2 separate regions of the Homo sapiens genome follow, and region 2 is linked to region 1. The links are chromatin loops, found by intact Hi-C in ENCODE. Cell type or tissue: Calu3. All regions are shown on one strand.

What was found. Peaks named below come from ENCODE experiments on the same cell type or tissue, not always from the same donor. Only the 100,000 strongest peaks of a DNase experiment are listed, where the experiment ranks them.
Region 2: it touches region 1 in a loop (2.0-fold over the local background); 5 of 110 quality-filtered maps call a loop at or near these places.

The regions. Positions count from the first base shown.
Region 1 is chr2:227,311,790-227,319,789 of GRCh38, reverse strand. COL4A3 (collagen type IV alpha 3 chain) reads right to left here. Exons shown (of 52, transcript NM_000091.5): 52 at 4,998-8,000. The coding sequence ends at 7,920. All of the region lies in intron 1 of MFF-DT (MFF divergent transcript), which reads left to right. Among named protein-coding and RNA genes, the nearest start is that of MFF-DT, 9.4 kb to the left of the region's middle. In Calu3, no CTCF peak of the experiment used is centred here; no DNase peak of the experiment used is centred here.
Region 2 is chr2:227,148,619-227,156,618 of GRCh38, reverse strand. The region is part of intron 1 of COL4A4 (collagen type IV alpha 4 chain); the gene reads left to right. Among named protein-coding and RNA genes, the nearest start is that of COL4A4, 12 kb to the left of the region's middle. In Calu3, no CTCF peak of the experiment used is centred here; DNase peaks (open chromatin) are centred at 2,648, 3,138 and 6,198.

The DNA.
Region 1 (8,000 bases):
TTTGAAATAACTTTCAAATAAAGATTGTGATCCAATTACCAAACACGATGTCTTCTTCCATAAACCTCATTGTCCTTTATCTTCCTGCATCATTTGTTTTTTGTTAAATTAAATGAGACAGTGTGTCTCAAAGTACCTAACACTGTCTAGTAGACGATTCTCAGAGCAAAGGCATTTTCTCTTCCTTATGTGGGAACTCTACTCCCTCATTTTGTGTAATATATATTTATATTTAGTATATTCATTGTAATATATATTTCTTTTTGCAACATTAATGTGGAGATTCCTGTCTTATGATTTAATCCATCATTGACTATTTTTGCAACCATGGTTGCCTCAAATCTTTTGTTGGAAAGGGTGATATATAAATCTAAGTTATCTCATCCATCTAGTCTTACCCTGTTGCACTGGTTCTAGCCAGTTCTACTTAAGTGTCCCATTGGAGCTTTGATCCCAGCAGGGTTTCCAACTCAGATTTTTTCCACTCTTCTCGCTCCAGATACCATCTTCTGAATTCCTTTTTTTCAGTTAATGGCCAAGTTATCTCCCCAGTCATCAGGGTTCAAAGTACCAAAGTTATCTTTCACTGTCACCCAAGTCCCATGTGATGGTCAAATTTAGGTGTCAACTTGACTGTATTAAAGGGTACCCGGATAGTTGGTAAAGCTTTATTTCTGGGTATGCCTGTGAGGGTGTTGCTGGAAGAGACTGACATTTTAATCAGGGGGTTGAGTAAGGAAGATCTGCCCTTACCAATGTGGGCAGGCACCATCCAATCAGCTGAGGGCCCGTGTAGAACGAAAAGGCAGAGGCAAGACAAATTTGCTCTTTCTCTTCTGGAGCTGGGACACTTCTCTTGCCCTTGAACATGAGATATCCAGATTCTCCAGTCTTTGAACTCTAGGACTTGCACAAGTGGTGCCCACCTTCTCAGGCCTTCAAATTTGAACTCAGCCATGCTACCAGTTTTCCTGGTTCTCCAGCTTGTGGATAACATATTGTGGGAAGTTTCAGCCTCCTCAATTGCATAAGCTAGTATCCCTTCTCATAGATCTATCTATCTTTCTTTCCACACATACCTTTTTTTTTTCGAGACAGAGTTTCACTTTTGTCACCCAGGCTGGAGTGCAACAGAGTGATCGCCTCTGCCTCGTGGGTTCAAGCAATTCTCCTGCCTCAGCCTCCTGAGTAGCTGGGATTACAGGCACCCACCACCACACCCAGCTAATTTTGTGTGTGTGTGTGTGTATGTGTGTGTGTGTGTGTATTTTTAATAGAGATGGGGTTTCGCCATGTTGGCCAGCCTGGTCTTGGACTCCTGACCTCAGGTGATCCACCCGCATTGGCCTCCCAAAGTGCTGGGATCACAGGCGTGAGCCACCACACCCGGCCACACCATCCTTTCTTTTTTTTTTTTTTAATTCAACTTTTATTTTAGATTCAAGGGGTAAATGTGCAGGTTTGTTACATGGGTATATTGTGTGATGCTGAGGTTTAGGGTATGAATGTTCTTGTCACTCAGATAGTGAGCATAGGACCCACTAGGTAGTTTCTCAGCACTTGCCCCCATCCCTCTCGCCCACGTCTAGTAGTTCCTAGTGTCTGTTGTTGCCATCTTTATGTCCATGTGTACCCAATGCTTAGCTCCCACTTCTAAGTGAGAACATGTGGTGTTTGGTTTTCTGCATTTGTGTTAATTCACTTAGGATAATGGTCCACCTGCATCAATGTTGCTGCAAAGGACATCATTTCTTCCTTTTTTATGGCTGTGTAGTATTCCATGGTGTGTATGTACCACAGTTTCTTTAATCCACCATTGATGGGCACTTTGGTTGATTCCCTTTCTTTGCTATTGTGAATAGTGCTGTGATGAACATATGTCTTCTTGGTAAAATGGTTTATTTTCCCTAGTATCCTTCATCCTTTAGATTGTCCCTCTTCAATGCCAGCTTTCTGCTTTATCCATTCTTTTCCTACTCCTAGATGATCACCCATCATCTGGGCTGTTATCCTTTTAACTGGCCTCCTCATCCCTAGTATTTTTATTTCTCCAATTCCTAGACATTGGGTCTACGTAGAACCGATGTTTATAAATTGTGGCATCTCAAATATGAAGCCCCAGTTTCAAAGAAAATTGATGATTTATAGTTATCTTCCAATTCAAAAGTTCATAACTGCAATCCAGTAATTTTTTTAAAATTTTGAAACTATGAAATAGCCTAGCAAGTACCATATATTAAATATTGGATCTTCCAGGTTATTGGTTATATGGTAATTCCACTCTTTTGCTCACAATCTTCACTGAATCTCTAGTAGCAATCAATGAAGTACAAGTTCAACCTGGTATTCTAAACCCTGCCCAACATGGTCTTAACCTCCTGCCATGCTTCTTTATTTACCACTCTGTATGTATATAAATATATATCATATATTCTTGGCCATTAATTGTTCCCTGAGATTGCCTCATCTTTTCCTAACTACTTAGCTTCATCCATGCTATTTCTGCCACGTGGAATGCCACCCTGCTTCTGACCATCTTCTGCTTCTTGAAATCCTAACTGCCCTTAAAGGACCACTGAAAATATCCCCTCTTTTTATGAATTCTTTCCTGAGGCCTCCAACTTTTGAACCAGTATTTGTTGTCCCTTAGAGCACTTAATCATGTTCTGTCTAGTATTAAAGTTATCCATGTATTTGTCTTATTTTCCCCTACCAGATTGTAAACTCTATGCTTGAGACCAAGGTCTGTGTCTCACTCATCTAAGTATATGCTGTGGAGCCAAACATATTGTAGGTCTACAACAAGCCAAGCATGTTGTAGGTCTTGGATATAAAATAATGAGACCTAGCTCCTTGTTTGGCTCAAAAATTGGAATTGAAGATATTATAATTCCAAAGCAATCATTCTAAAAAGGTTTTGAGCAGTCAGTATTTTTAGAAAAAGCATGGAGTCTGCAAAATCCTAGGAAGGATCATATTTATCTAAATATTTAAGTTTAGCCTGGTTGTTAAAAACCAATTACATTTTCCTCTGTGTTTGCTTATCTGTTAATTTCTAATAGGTAGAGCTGGGATTAGGGTGAGATGAGTTAGATGCCAATGGCACAAACTGAAGGAGGCAATCACTTTTTTGTCAGTCTCCTGCCAATAGATTACTAAGAATCCATTAGGGCTTAATCAAAATTTTTCTTTCCAAACGAGCTTATAAATAGAGAATGTGCTCAAACACAGCATTCATTCTTTGACTTACTCGAAGTAAAAGTAAGTTCATTGAAAGGGATTAGTACTTTTTTACTCAAAGTCTTTTCAAATTAGATTTTTTTTGGCCCACCTATGACAATAGGTGACAGTGTTTCTGAAGTATTTATGCGAGCAACAATTTTCTTGGTCTTCTTAGAATTATTACCTCGGATCACTATTCATTCCATTTCTTCCCTTGATTATATCATTATTGCCATTTAATGCAGCCTGAAAGTTCCTTCTCTATGATATTTCATATTTTGCATGTATATGTATTTTAAGACAGAGTCTCTGTTGCCCAGGCTGGAGTGCAGTGGCGCGACCTTGGCTCACTGCAGCCTTTGCCTCCCGGGTTCAAGCGATTCCTCTGCCTCAGCCTCCCAAGTAGCTGGGATTACAGTGTCTGCCACCATGCCCAGCTAATTTTTGTATTTTTAGTAGAGATGGGGTTTCACCATATTGGCCAGGCTGGTCTTGAACTCATGACCTCAAGTGACCCATTCACCTAGGCCTCCCAAAGTGCTGGGATTACAGCCACAAGCCACCATGCCCAGCCTATATTTTGCATCTTAAAAACCTTTTTCTTTACCAACTCTCCACATCTGAAATTTTATGAATTGTTTTCCTTGAATAAGGAGTATTTGTATTATAAATGGGAAACATGTATCAAAATATATGACCCATAATTTCTGTAATCTATATGCTTTTTTTACTGATTTGTAAAGACTCCTTTAATACCTCAATAGAAAAATAAGCAAAGATATGATTAGGCCCTTCACAGGAAAACAGGCAGTCATCAAAATACTTCTTTGATTAAAAAAAAAACACTAATTAAAAGTGACAAATATTCTGCCTCACTGCAATGAGATAGGCAAAGATGTAAAATAACAGCAATAGTCTGTATTGGTAAATTAATAGGGAAATGAGTGTTTTCATTACATGGTTGACGCAGCTGAAAATTCTAGCAACCTTTCTGGAGAGCATTTTTGTATATAAAAAGATTATGTGAGACCTTTGACTCTATAGTGTTCCTTCTAGAGATTTATCTTGAAGAAATAATTGGACAAACTTGTGGTGACATAGGTACAATATGTCTATAATATAACTAAATTAAATGTCTGTCAATTGGGGATTTATTATCTTAGGTTATAAACCCATGCAATGAACTGTGGTGCAAATGATGATTAATTCTTGTCTGTTGGTGTGAAAATGTGCCCACTATGTATTAAGTTTTTAAAAACCTGGTGACAAAAAAGGCCGGGTGTGGTGGCTCACGCCTGTAATCCCAGCACTTTGGGAGGCCGAGGCGGGTGGATCACAAGGTCAGGAGATTGAGACCATCCTGGCTAACACAGTGAAACCCCGTCTCTACTGAAAATACAAAAAGTTAGCGAGGCATGGTGGTGGGCGCCTGTAGTCCCAGCTACTTGGGAGGCTGAGGCAGGAGAATGGCGTGAACCCGGGAAGCAGAGGTTGCAGTGAGCCAAGATCATGCCACTGCACTCCAGCCTGGGCGACAAAGTGAGACTCTGTCTCAAAAAAAAAAAAAAATCCTGGTGACAAAATAGCATACTTTTATCTCATTTTTGTTTAAAAATAGATTTATCACTTATCTTGGATGGGAGTGAGGATTAGATCATGGCCATTTTTATATTCTTCTTCATAACTTCTGTATTGTCTATTCTTTTTACAGTGAACATCTGTTATTCTTACAATCCAAAAAAAATTTATTTCCATTTTGAAAAAAAAGGACCAGCTCCAATTTAACAAATGTTTATTCTTAGGCAATATAATAAAATAATATTTTAGATATAATTACAGAAATATTAGTACATTAAAATATTATAATCTTGTCAGGATATAACAATATAAAATATTCAATATATTTTAAATATATTTCATTTGGTTATAGAGTAAATATTAAATTAAGTTTAGTCGCAGTAAGTTACATTTGATACATAGAGAATCTTTGTAAGTTAGCCATCAAGTTCAAATGTAAGCATTTTAATACTTTCATAAATAAGTTACTTAATAATGTTTATCTTGCTGAAAGACTTCTGAGAAATCTGTTATTTTAGCACGCTGTGAAATTCCAAAGTTGAAGCCCCAATTTTAAAGAAACAGTTTACATTTTATCTGTAATATTAAATCTTCATAATTGTATAAGCTACTCATAAGCTAAGTTATCTGGAAAATAATGCACATGAGCTATAATTTACTGCTAAGTAAAGTCTTAGAAGTGCAACTGAACAGCTGTTCATATGGCTTCATTGGAATTTCAGGTTTTAGCATCACTTGTCTTCCTCAGAAGTTAAATACTGGTAAGAGGGCATGAGAAGATGGAGGCCTGAGTGGAGGCCAGTGGTTTGACATTAGCACCAGTCTAGGGCTTTTACTTATGAGTAAAAGTAGATAACCTTAGAGTCACCTGTGAGTTTGAACTTTAAAAAGAGGCACGGATGGAGCAGTTGTAGCCAGCCGTACTTGGTAACTGCCTGCGGAGTTGTTGCTTGGGTATTTGTCTAGAACAGGTTTTCTCAGTATTTAGAGTACATCAGAATCATGTGGTGGGCTTGGTAAAACATAGATATTTCGGGCCCTCCCCCAAGAGTTTCTGATTGTGTAGGTCTGGAGTGGTCCCTAGAATCTGCATCTGTGACAAGTTCCCAGATGATGCTGATACTGCTCTTCCAGAGACCACACTTTGAGAACTACTGGCCTACAGAGGGTTTGTAGAGATTAGCTAGCTCTATATGCCGCTATAGTACACTTGGGACAATAAGACATTTTTAAAGCAGAAAAATTTGTTTGTTAAGTGAATCTAAATAAGTGAAATGCTGCACATCTTAGTTTAGATGTAAAAATGGCTTGACAGCAAACACGTGAGCAGTGAAGGATGTAAACCATGTGAGCCATGGCCATAGTCTGTGCTGTCCTCTGGGTCATGTTTTTCACTTACAAAGCAATTGAGATTGAAGCAGTAGCCTGAATTTAAATATCAGCACCACCAACTCCACCTAGGTAGATCAAAAAGCATCTTCAAAGCTTTGTCTCTTTGTGTCTGGACTCTAAGACTCATCAAATAGTGTTATCATCAAGTATAACACTAGTTTAATGTTTTGTAGATGTTGGTTTTTCTGCTATTATTCAGACCTTATCTTCTCTTAGCTTTTCTAAGAGAAACTAGAAGCCCTGAGTTTCCCTAGGCATAGACCTTATTTTTAACCTTTACTTGGGCCTGCTGAATTATCATGATGAAATATAACAGCAGTGAAAAGGAAGAAAAAACTAGAGGGGAGGGAAGCTACTTGTATATGTGAGATTATTAACAGAGCAATGAGTTACTTTTTCTGGGATATTAGATCAGAAACAAGTCTTTTTTTTCTCTTAGCATCTCTGTAGGTTAGTACAGTGCCTGGGACATGCTTGGTGCTGAATAAGATGATAGTTAAGTTGAATTAAGTAACCTTGGGAATGTATCAACACATTGAAAAGCAGGTTTTAAGACATACAGCGGCCAAGTTATACAGTTTGATACATTAAGATTTTTAAACAATGGACTCTTTCAGTATGGTTTGTAAGAACAACATATAACATAAAAAGTGTTGCTTTTTTTTTTTTTTACAAAGGAAGAATTAGAGAAGTAACAAAGGAATAAATCTGTAAAACCTAGAGTGATGACATATTCAGAGCAATGAGAAAATAGATTCCGAGTCTGATAAACCAACAAATGCCTTAAGTTCTTTCATGGATTATTGAACTGCTCCCTTACATAAGGTATGCACCGACATTTATGGAATGAGGATAAAGTGCACATTTCATAAGTAGTATTCTTGTTATTTGTGTGGGTATGCTGGTAAAACAGAAGTTAAAGTTATACATATTTCATAGTATGTATATAACAATATCATTTTAAAACTAATTCACTAAGGGGGAAAATTTTATATGCTTGGAATACAAGCAGATTTTAGAGCTACAGTGAAATGAATTCAATAAACAAACAAAAATCTTTAAAAACCAACAAAACAAAACAAAACCATACAGTATTTCCAAGGGTATTATGGTTCCATCAGGGAATCCCCCTTTTGCCGTTAGTAATGGGCATGTTTGAAACAGTCCTGGAAAATCCATGAACCTCAGTTCAGTTCTGTGTTCCATCAGGCCTTACGGTCCTCAGCAGGTCTGAAAATCCAGTTCTATACACAATGCTCCAGGATACCACATGCCCCCTTCTCTTCCCCTACCCAGGGTCTGAAGTTTCAGGAAGGGTTGGCGGGGCAATCAAACACTGATTTAGCCTCCCTGAGTCTTAAAGACAGAAAGAAGACAAATGTGGGAATCCAGCGGGCCAAATATTTCATAACTTGCAGCATTCAAACTTCATACAATCACCGTAGTGACAGTGCCTTGGATGTAAGTGGAATAGGTTTTTGGTGATATTTTGTGAATAGTTGCTGCTTTGCCACAGAGAACTTTGAAACAGCACAGATTAGAGACCCAGATCACAGAACTGACTTGAAAGAATTGCTTTGTTTTGTGGGGAAACAAATTGAAACTTTGTACTAAGTCATCATGGAGCAATATTGTTTGGTTAAAGAAAAATACCTAAATAACAGCATGTTCTGTCATTACTTTGTTCTTTAGGATGAAAAATAGCAGTTCTGCTGTCTTTTTTAGCTTCAGTGTCTTTTCTTCATGCACACCTGACAGCGACTTATTATTTTTTCTAATTCCCCAGCTTTCACAGTTGATGGAATAGG
Region 2 (8,000 bases), 160 kb after region 1:
CCTAGAATTGTCCTTCTGTATATCTCCTTCTAACTAACTGAAAAATTTATCCCTTGTAATTTTTCTCTCCTGATGTTTAAAAGATACTTTATAAGGTACTGTCATAGCTTATTCCTATTTTTTTTTTCCATTTCCCGAGATCTTCCTTCCTTCCTAAATCAAGTCTTATCTGCTTCCTGGGGTCTGCCTGGTGTGCCCTGGTTTTCACTTTTTTTTTTTTTTTAGACGGGGTTTCACTGTGTCACCTAGGTTGGCTGCAGTGGCCTGATCTCCACTCACGCAACCTCTGCCTCCTAGGCTCAAGTGATTCTTCCACCTCAGCCTCCCACGTAGCTGAGAATACAGGCACGTGCAACCCAGCTGGCTAAATTTTTTGTTTTTTTGTAGAGATGTGGTTTCATCATGTTGCCCAGGCTGGTCTCAAACTCCTGGGCTCAAGTGATCCATCCACCCTGGCACCCCAAAGTGCTGGGATTGCAGGTGTGAGCCACCACACCCGGCCGGGTTTTTATGTTTATTGCTTTTTCCCAATGTATTGTGAGCTCTTTTTTTTTTCCTCCATGGCAGATTAGAAAGGAAGGAAAGAAACATTTATTGAGCTGCTCCTACATGCCAGGCATTGCGGTAGGCACCAAGTCCTACTCATTTAAGTCTGTTAGGTATTAATTTACACACTGAGAAATGAAGTGTTCACAGGGGCTACAAACTTGCTAAGGATTACATGGCGAAGTGTAATTTTTAGTTGCATAATTAATTAATTACTTATATGATGGGAGTCATCAAGATCTGAACACAAATCTTCTTAACTTCAAAGCTCTACTTTTATTCAGTAACCATGAGCACAGAGATAGCAATGGAGGGAGGCAGATGGTTTCCATGTAGGGGCAGTGGCAGCAGAGGTGAGAAGTCATCGAAGGCAAATGCTAGCCTCACATTGTATTTGGGAGTGGACCCTGCCTAGTGGAATTGTTGAGTATTACCGCTGGAGTTCACGCCCAAGGCAATTCCAGGAGGTCTGAAAGGTCCAGAGAATTCAGATAGAGTCTCCAGCCCTACTTATGGGGAAAATCATAAAGCAAAACAAATGTGGGGGATTAGTGGTTTTGGCAAGAGACTTGACAATACTCTGAATCAAGATGTCATTCTTAACTTGGAGGCAAAGGGCTCCTCTGATTTGGAAAGTCAGTTGTATAATTTTGGAACATGTATTACCTTCTTGTGGTTCCGAGAAGTGACATTATTATGGTTGCTGTCAAATTTTCTGTTGATATTGGGAGGAGACCTCAAGGGGAAAATGATAATAAAAGCCTATATTGCCAGATGGTGGGTGAACTGAGATCTGGTCCAATTGCACTAACAAACTCAACTCCAGTGTCAACTGAGGACTCTGCAGCAGTCTCAAACAGTTCAGCTGAATCTGGAGGGAAGGAAAGGTGGGGGTGGGCTTGGCCATAGTCCAGCACATTCTGATCAAGTTGGAACTCCGAGTCATTCTCAAGAATTTAGTTGAGTAATTGTCCAGTTTTCCTTGCTGCTTCTCAGAAAACATGAAGCTCCATCCACATTCCGGTGGTCCATGGACCACATAGACTCATGACCCACTTTGAAAACCTTGGGATGTGGGATGAGAGTGACTGTTTTGCTAAAGAGCTCAAACCAACCTAAATTCTTTGAAAGTCTGAAGGTAGGGTCAACCCCAAAAGGTGGGATTTTAGAAAGAGCAAAACCAAGTAACCAGCTTGTATGTTGGGAAATGGTTAGGTTGACTCTGAACAGAAAAAAATGTAGCCCTCCAAAGGAGGTGTCCAGGTAGATGGATGTGAATAAGACATGTCATTCTTTTTCTGGGAACACTTTCATGACCTCTGAGATCCTCTGCTTATTTCTCTACAAAAGCTGAATATTCGAGAATTCTGTTTTAGAAAGAGAAATGTATATAGAAACAGGTGTTCAAGCAATCACAAAAATTATTTTGGAAAGAGAGTATTCAGATGGCTCAGTGTCGAAAGGCCAAAAAGGAAAATATGTGCAGTCAGTGAGTTAGTAGTAAATTATTTTACTGAACCAATAAAAAATTATCATTAAACAGAAATCAAAGATTTAATGTTACTTTGGAAGAGGAGAAAACATTTTTAGGCTTCTGTTACCTTTCTGTGACTGGAAGCATCCAATACTCAGTGTTCTGTTTATCTGGTCCCCCAATCTTAGACATTTCTCCTCCCCCATTCGATGAGAACCCCAGCAGGGTGTATTTGTTTTCAAGATTGGGTTGCTGAGAAAATAAATTCCCTGTGGTAGAGATAATGATTTGGAAGATCTCAGATCTTGTTCCCAAACCTGTCATTTGGAAAGCATTGGGCAGAGACTCATAAGAAGTCCCAGGGGAATTGGAGTCCAGGAATTTTCATAAAGGAGTGAAGGGGGGAGAAAAAAGCCTCACGGAATTAGAGGAGGATAACAAAATGGTATTTGCTGAATGTACATGCTGGAAATTACTGCCGCTGGGAAAGAGGTTGTGGATCTTACTTGGGTTGGTGAGCAAGGTGGACTTCAAAGGCCCAGGGTGCTTATGTTCCATTTCCCTCTTGGAAGAGAGGAGGAGGAGGAAGTGAGCTGCTTCTTGTGGTGGTGGAGCTTTGGACCCAGCTGTGAAGGGTGGGGCCATGCCTTCTGTCCAACTGGGCTGCAGAGGTCAGTTTGCTCAAGTAAATTGACGTAAGACTTTATGTCAGGAATGGGGCAGCTCTCAGGAGTAAGCTGATCATTTATCCTTTCATGAAACCATCTGTCCTTCTCTTTTTGCATTTTCCTCTTTTGAAACAGGTTTTCATGCTTACTCAGTGTGTCCATTTTCTCTATATTCAGTTTTGCCCTTCACTTTGGCCTGCCTCAGCCATCTAATGTCCAATTCTACGGTCAGGGTATCTCCTGATGCATTTTTCTTTCTTCATCTCTCTCTTTCTCTCCTGTCTCGGTTTCCTAATTTCAACTCTCCTAGAGGAGTGATCCACATTCTGTCTGTACTATCCTCATCCCAGAGTCAGTTCTCTGTCACTCAGCCAAGTTCTGGGTTGGGCTGCTTTGGGTCAGTGGCTTATCTCGAGCCTTTCCGTGTGGCTGGGGAGACAAAATCAGGTGATAGAAAACCTGGTCATGCTTCCACATAGCTGAGCTGAAGGTGGGGCTCTGACACAACTGTAGAGAATGCTCCCTTCTTGAGAATAACAGTTAGCAAAATAATGCCCTTTAAAAGGCACAGCACCTCTGCAGAAGTTTCCTGTAGAGGGAATCTTCTAAAACTGTTGTCTGCAATGTTAGTGCTATAACACTTTGGCTTGTTGCTGTTATGATATGGTTTGGCTGTGTCTCCACCCAAACCTCATTTTAAATTGTAGCTCCCATAATTCCCAAGTCTCCTGAGAGGGACCCAGTGGGAGATAATTGAATCAATGGGGGTGATTTGCCCCATACTGTTCTTGTGGTGGTGAATAAGTCTCATGAGATCTGGTGATTTTATAAGGGATTTTCCTTTTCGCTTGGCTCTCATTCTCTCTTGCCTGCCACCATGTAAGATATAACTTTGCTCCTCATTCACCTTCCATCATGATTGTGAGGCCTCCCTAGCCATGTGGAACTGTGAGTCAATTAACCCCTTTCCTTTACAAATTACCCAGTCTCAGGTGTGTATTTATTAGCAGTGTGAGAACAGACTAAATACAAGTAATTTTTTTTGGTGATAGTGATAGACTCGAACAGAAACACACTGCTTCGTCTATTCCCACATGATGACACCTATTCATTCGTGGGAAGGTAGATGAGTGGAATGCTCTTCTGAGTGATGGGGTATTTTTGTTTGGTGCAGTCAAAAGCTTTGTTGAAACAAAATATTTTGTGCTCTTAACACAGGTGGTTGCAACAAAGAAAACCCTCTTAGATTGTTGCAGACAACATGTGGCTGCACTTTGCGAACTGCAAAGCGCCAGGCACACTGCTGTTTACAGTGTCAGGCCAACAGCAAGATGGAGGCTCTGCTCAGCTGTGATCTAGCAGTTGCATCTTAGGCAGGAGAACAGTCATAAAAGTCTCTGCAACTCTTTTGTGGCTTGTTTTAAGGCCTGCTTCTGGTGAAACAGTGAAAAGGGCAGTTTTTAACCTTTAGCAGCTCATTCAAGACAGAGATCTTCAAACTGAAGCACATGGACCCTTGGGAGACAAAAAGATTCTCAGGAGTTATGCAAGCAACTTGGAAAATTCACTAAAGGATTCCATTTCCAGATTCTCAATTGTCATGTATATCCTTTTGTAGAATTGCTCTATCCAAAAATGGGTGTTTCTTCCAAGTTTTCACTTCCTCTTTCACAATTGCCCTGCTTTTCAAAAGAAAGGCAACCCCTCAACCACCAATTTTTCCCAAATATTACCACCCTGCTTTGTCCCAGGGTGTAAGAACTGTCTGGGGGCTGAATGAGGGCCAGTGCATTGGCTGGTGTCAAGAACAGGAACCTGCCAGCTCCACAACTCCTGGGTCAGGGAGTTTCCAACTTTTTGTTTTCATCATAATGGAGGGAGGACTTGTCAGCCTGGAAATCATTCAAATTAATTCTAGATGATAAATTAGTATCTCACTCTTGGTATATATGTTAGTTCATTCAGGCTGCTACAACAAAATACCTAAGACTGGGTGATTTATGAACAACAGAGGTTTATTGCTCACAGTGCTGGAGGCTGGGAAGTGCAATGCCAAGGCACCAGCAGATTCAGTGTCTGGTGCAGGCTGCTTTCTGCTTTACAGATGGTGCCTTCTTGCTGCATCCTCACATGGTGGAAGGAAGGGGCAAACAAGCTCTTTCAGGTCTCTTCTGTAAGGGCACTCACCTCATTCTGGAGGGCTCAATCCTCATGACCTAATTGCGTCCCAGATGCCTCACCTCTTAATACCAACACATTGGGGGTTAAGTTGCAACCTACGAATTGGAGGTGCAGGACACAAACATTCAGACCATGGCAGTTTACTACTCAAGAGAAGTTAAAAGAATTGAGTGATATTTGTGTAGCACATTTTTTTCATTCACAACTTCTTGTTTATGTTGAATAAATTTTATTAGTACCTACAGTTTTGGAAACTAAAATGGAATAGGATTGTTGCTGAACCTGTCTCATTTCAGTAGAAAGGATCGTTGATCTTGAGCTACATAAGCTGATACGAAATAAAAAGGCCCAATTCATTCACTAACAACTATATTTCCCACAAAATTTTACTTTTGATATTCAATAATTGTTTATCAAGATTAAAATTTATGTTTTTGATGAATTATATACTACTAATAATTATAATGAAAGCCAATTTTGGAAAAAATTTTAAGAATTAGAGACATAATCATAAGTATTTTGTTGCAGAGAAATATAATAATGTGATCAATATATTTTCAAGTATGGAAATACATTGCATTAGGATATATGTGGGGGAATGGAATGGAAATATGAATTTAAAAAATAGCAATGTAAAATTCCTGTTAAAGAGCTTGTGTGCATTTATTTTAAGCTGATGCTGGTAAAAATCAGACTGCTGTGACATTATGATTTATTGGATGCATCTAAAATAATGCTGTAGTAGTTTTATTTTAAAGGTCATCATTTATAATACTCCAGAAATTATATTCTTTGTAGCTATTAAAAGAGAAGATGAAAGTTTTAAGATGTTAAAAAAAAAAAAAGGAGGGCTGATATGGTTTGGCTCTGTGTCCCCACCCAAATCTCACCTTGAATTGTAATAATCTCCACATGTCAAGGGTGGGACCAGGTGGAGATAATTGAATCATGGAGGTGGTTTCCCCTATGCCGTTCTTGTGACAGTGAGTGAGTTCTCAGGAGATTTGATGGTTATATAAGGGGCTTCCCCCTTTGCTCAGTACTCCTTCTGTCTCCTGCTGCCCTGTGAAGAGGTGCCTTCTGCTATGAGTGTAAATTTCCTGAGGCCTCCCCAACCATGCGGAAATGCAAATCAATTAATCTCCTCTTTTCTTTATAAATTACCCAGTCTCAGGTATTTCTTCTTAGCAGCTTGAGAATGGACTAATACAAAAGTGTATAGTTAAAAAATTTTTATTATAAGATAATTCTTATAATAAGAGAATTCTTAGTAGAAGAGCAGAGAAGTCCAAAGGTAGCTAAGCTGGAGTGTCACTAGGGAGAAGGGACACACACTGGAGTCAACAAACTGGTTCTGCCACTTACTAGCCTTGTGACTTTGCATAATTACTTAAATTGATTCACTTTTTTTCCTGCACAATGAAAATATTAATTTCCTTACTAAATCATGGTAAGAATTAAGTGACTTGATATCCTACATGTGATCAAAGTGTCAGTTTCTCTCCACTTTTCCCAAGGCCAGTTATCCCTCATTCTTCCTTCTTCCACGCCCTCACTTATAGTCAAAGTTAGTCTCCTTTCATATCCCCTATTAAATATACTTGATTTACATTCAAAAGATCCCAAAGTATCTTCTATATGTTCATTTACCCAACCAATATATATTGAGAACTTAATACATTCCAGGCACTACGATGGTACTGGGGATACATCTGTGAATAAAAAAAGACAAAATCGCTATTGTCATAGAGATTATATGGTAACCAAGGACATGTGATGAGAATGCATTGGCTACTCCCAGTGTCCTTTCATGGTTTTGGCTAGTGAGAGACCAGTTATGTTTCTGCAAATTGGCCCATCCATCCGTCTGTCTGTCTGTCCATTCATCCATCCATCCATCCAATTAAAATGTACTGAGAAACTCCCAGGTGTTAGGACCATAATCAGGCCTTCCCTCTCTGGAACGTGACCACAACAACACTCTATTTTAATAAAATTCTCCTCTGTACAACCTTTATCACAATACATGTGAATTTTATTTGTATCATATATTTTGGGATCAAAATGTAAATACCTCTTGTTTTTCTTTAATTTTTGACTGTTTCCTATTTATTAAAAAATATCAAATGCTGTTTAAGTATTCAAAAAATTTGCGTTTTCCTTCCAAAACAAGAATTTGTTTTTATTGAGATGTGCTTTAGACAAGCTTGTCCAACCTGCCTTATTTTGTTGTTGTTCTATTTTGTTTTGTTTTAGGCTTTTAGCAGCCTGAAACCATGATTTTTAGTTTCTTTCTCTAGTGATAAGCAGAAAAGAGAGATGAGGAAGGGGCTTTACTGGCCCAACCAGAAACAGAAACTAGGGACCTATGACTGAATTCTCTCCCTTAGGCACCCCTGAGTTTATAACTAAAACAAATTTAAAATTATGGATTTAGGGATAGGAAAAGATCTGGGTGTTCAAAGTGATTCAGTTTCTGCTTGATATTGAAACTTTATTGTAGAATGTTGTTCTACCACTTACTTGGGAAACAAGTCTTCCATACATACAGCATTGAATTAATTTGCTCAGCTTTTACCTAGAAGTTTAAAAATAGGTAATGGCCAGGTGCAGTGGCTCACGCCTGTAATCTCAGCACTTTGGGAGGCTGAGGCAGGCTGATCACCTGAGGTCAGGAGTTCAAGACCAGCCTGGCCAACATGGCTTAACCCCATCTCTACTAAAAATAAAAAATAAATAAATAAATAAAAAATTAGCCGGGTGTGGTGGCACACTAACTACTCAGGAGGCTGAGGCAGAAGAATCGCTTGAACCCAGGAGGCAGAGGCAGCAGTGAGCCAAGATCGCGCCATTGCACTCCAGCCTGGGCCATAAGAGCAAAACCCCGTCTCAGAAAAAAAAAAAAAAAAGTTGGTAACATTGAACATTCCCGGTTTCCTTCTCTCTACCTAATTCTCATAGAGACAGGTCTTTTAAAGAAGCCAAAGTTTTTTAAATGATACATTTCAATTATTTGAGCCAAATATATCTTTTATCAAAGTAAAGACTTCTTCGAGTCAAGTTTTAAAATATTTTTTCTATTTTATATTGATAAAATTAAATTTTATCTCAATAAAAATATAATTCACAAG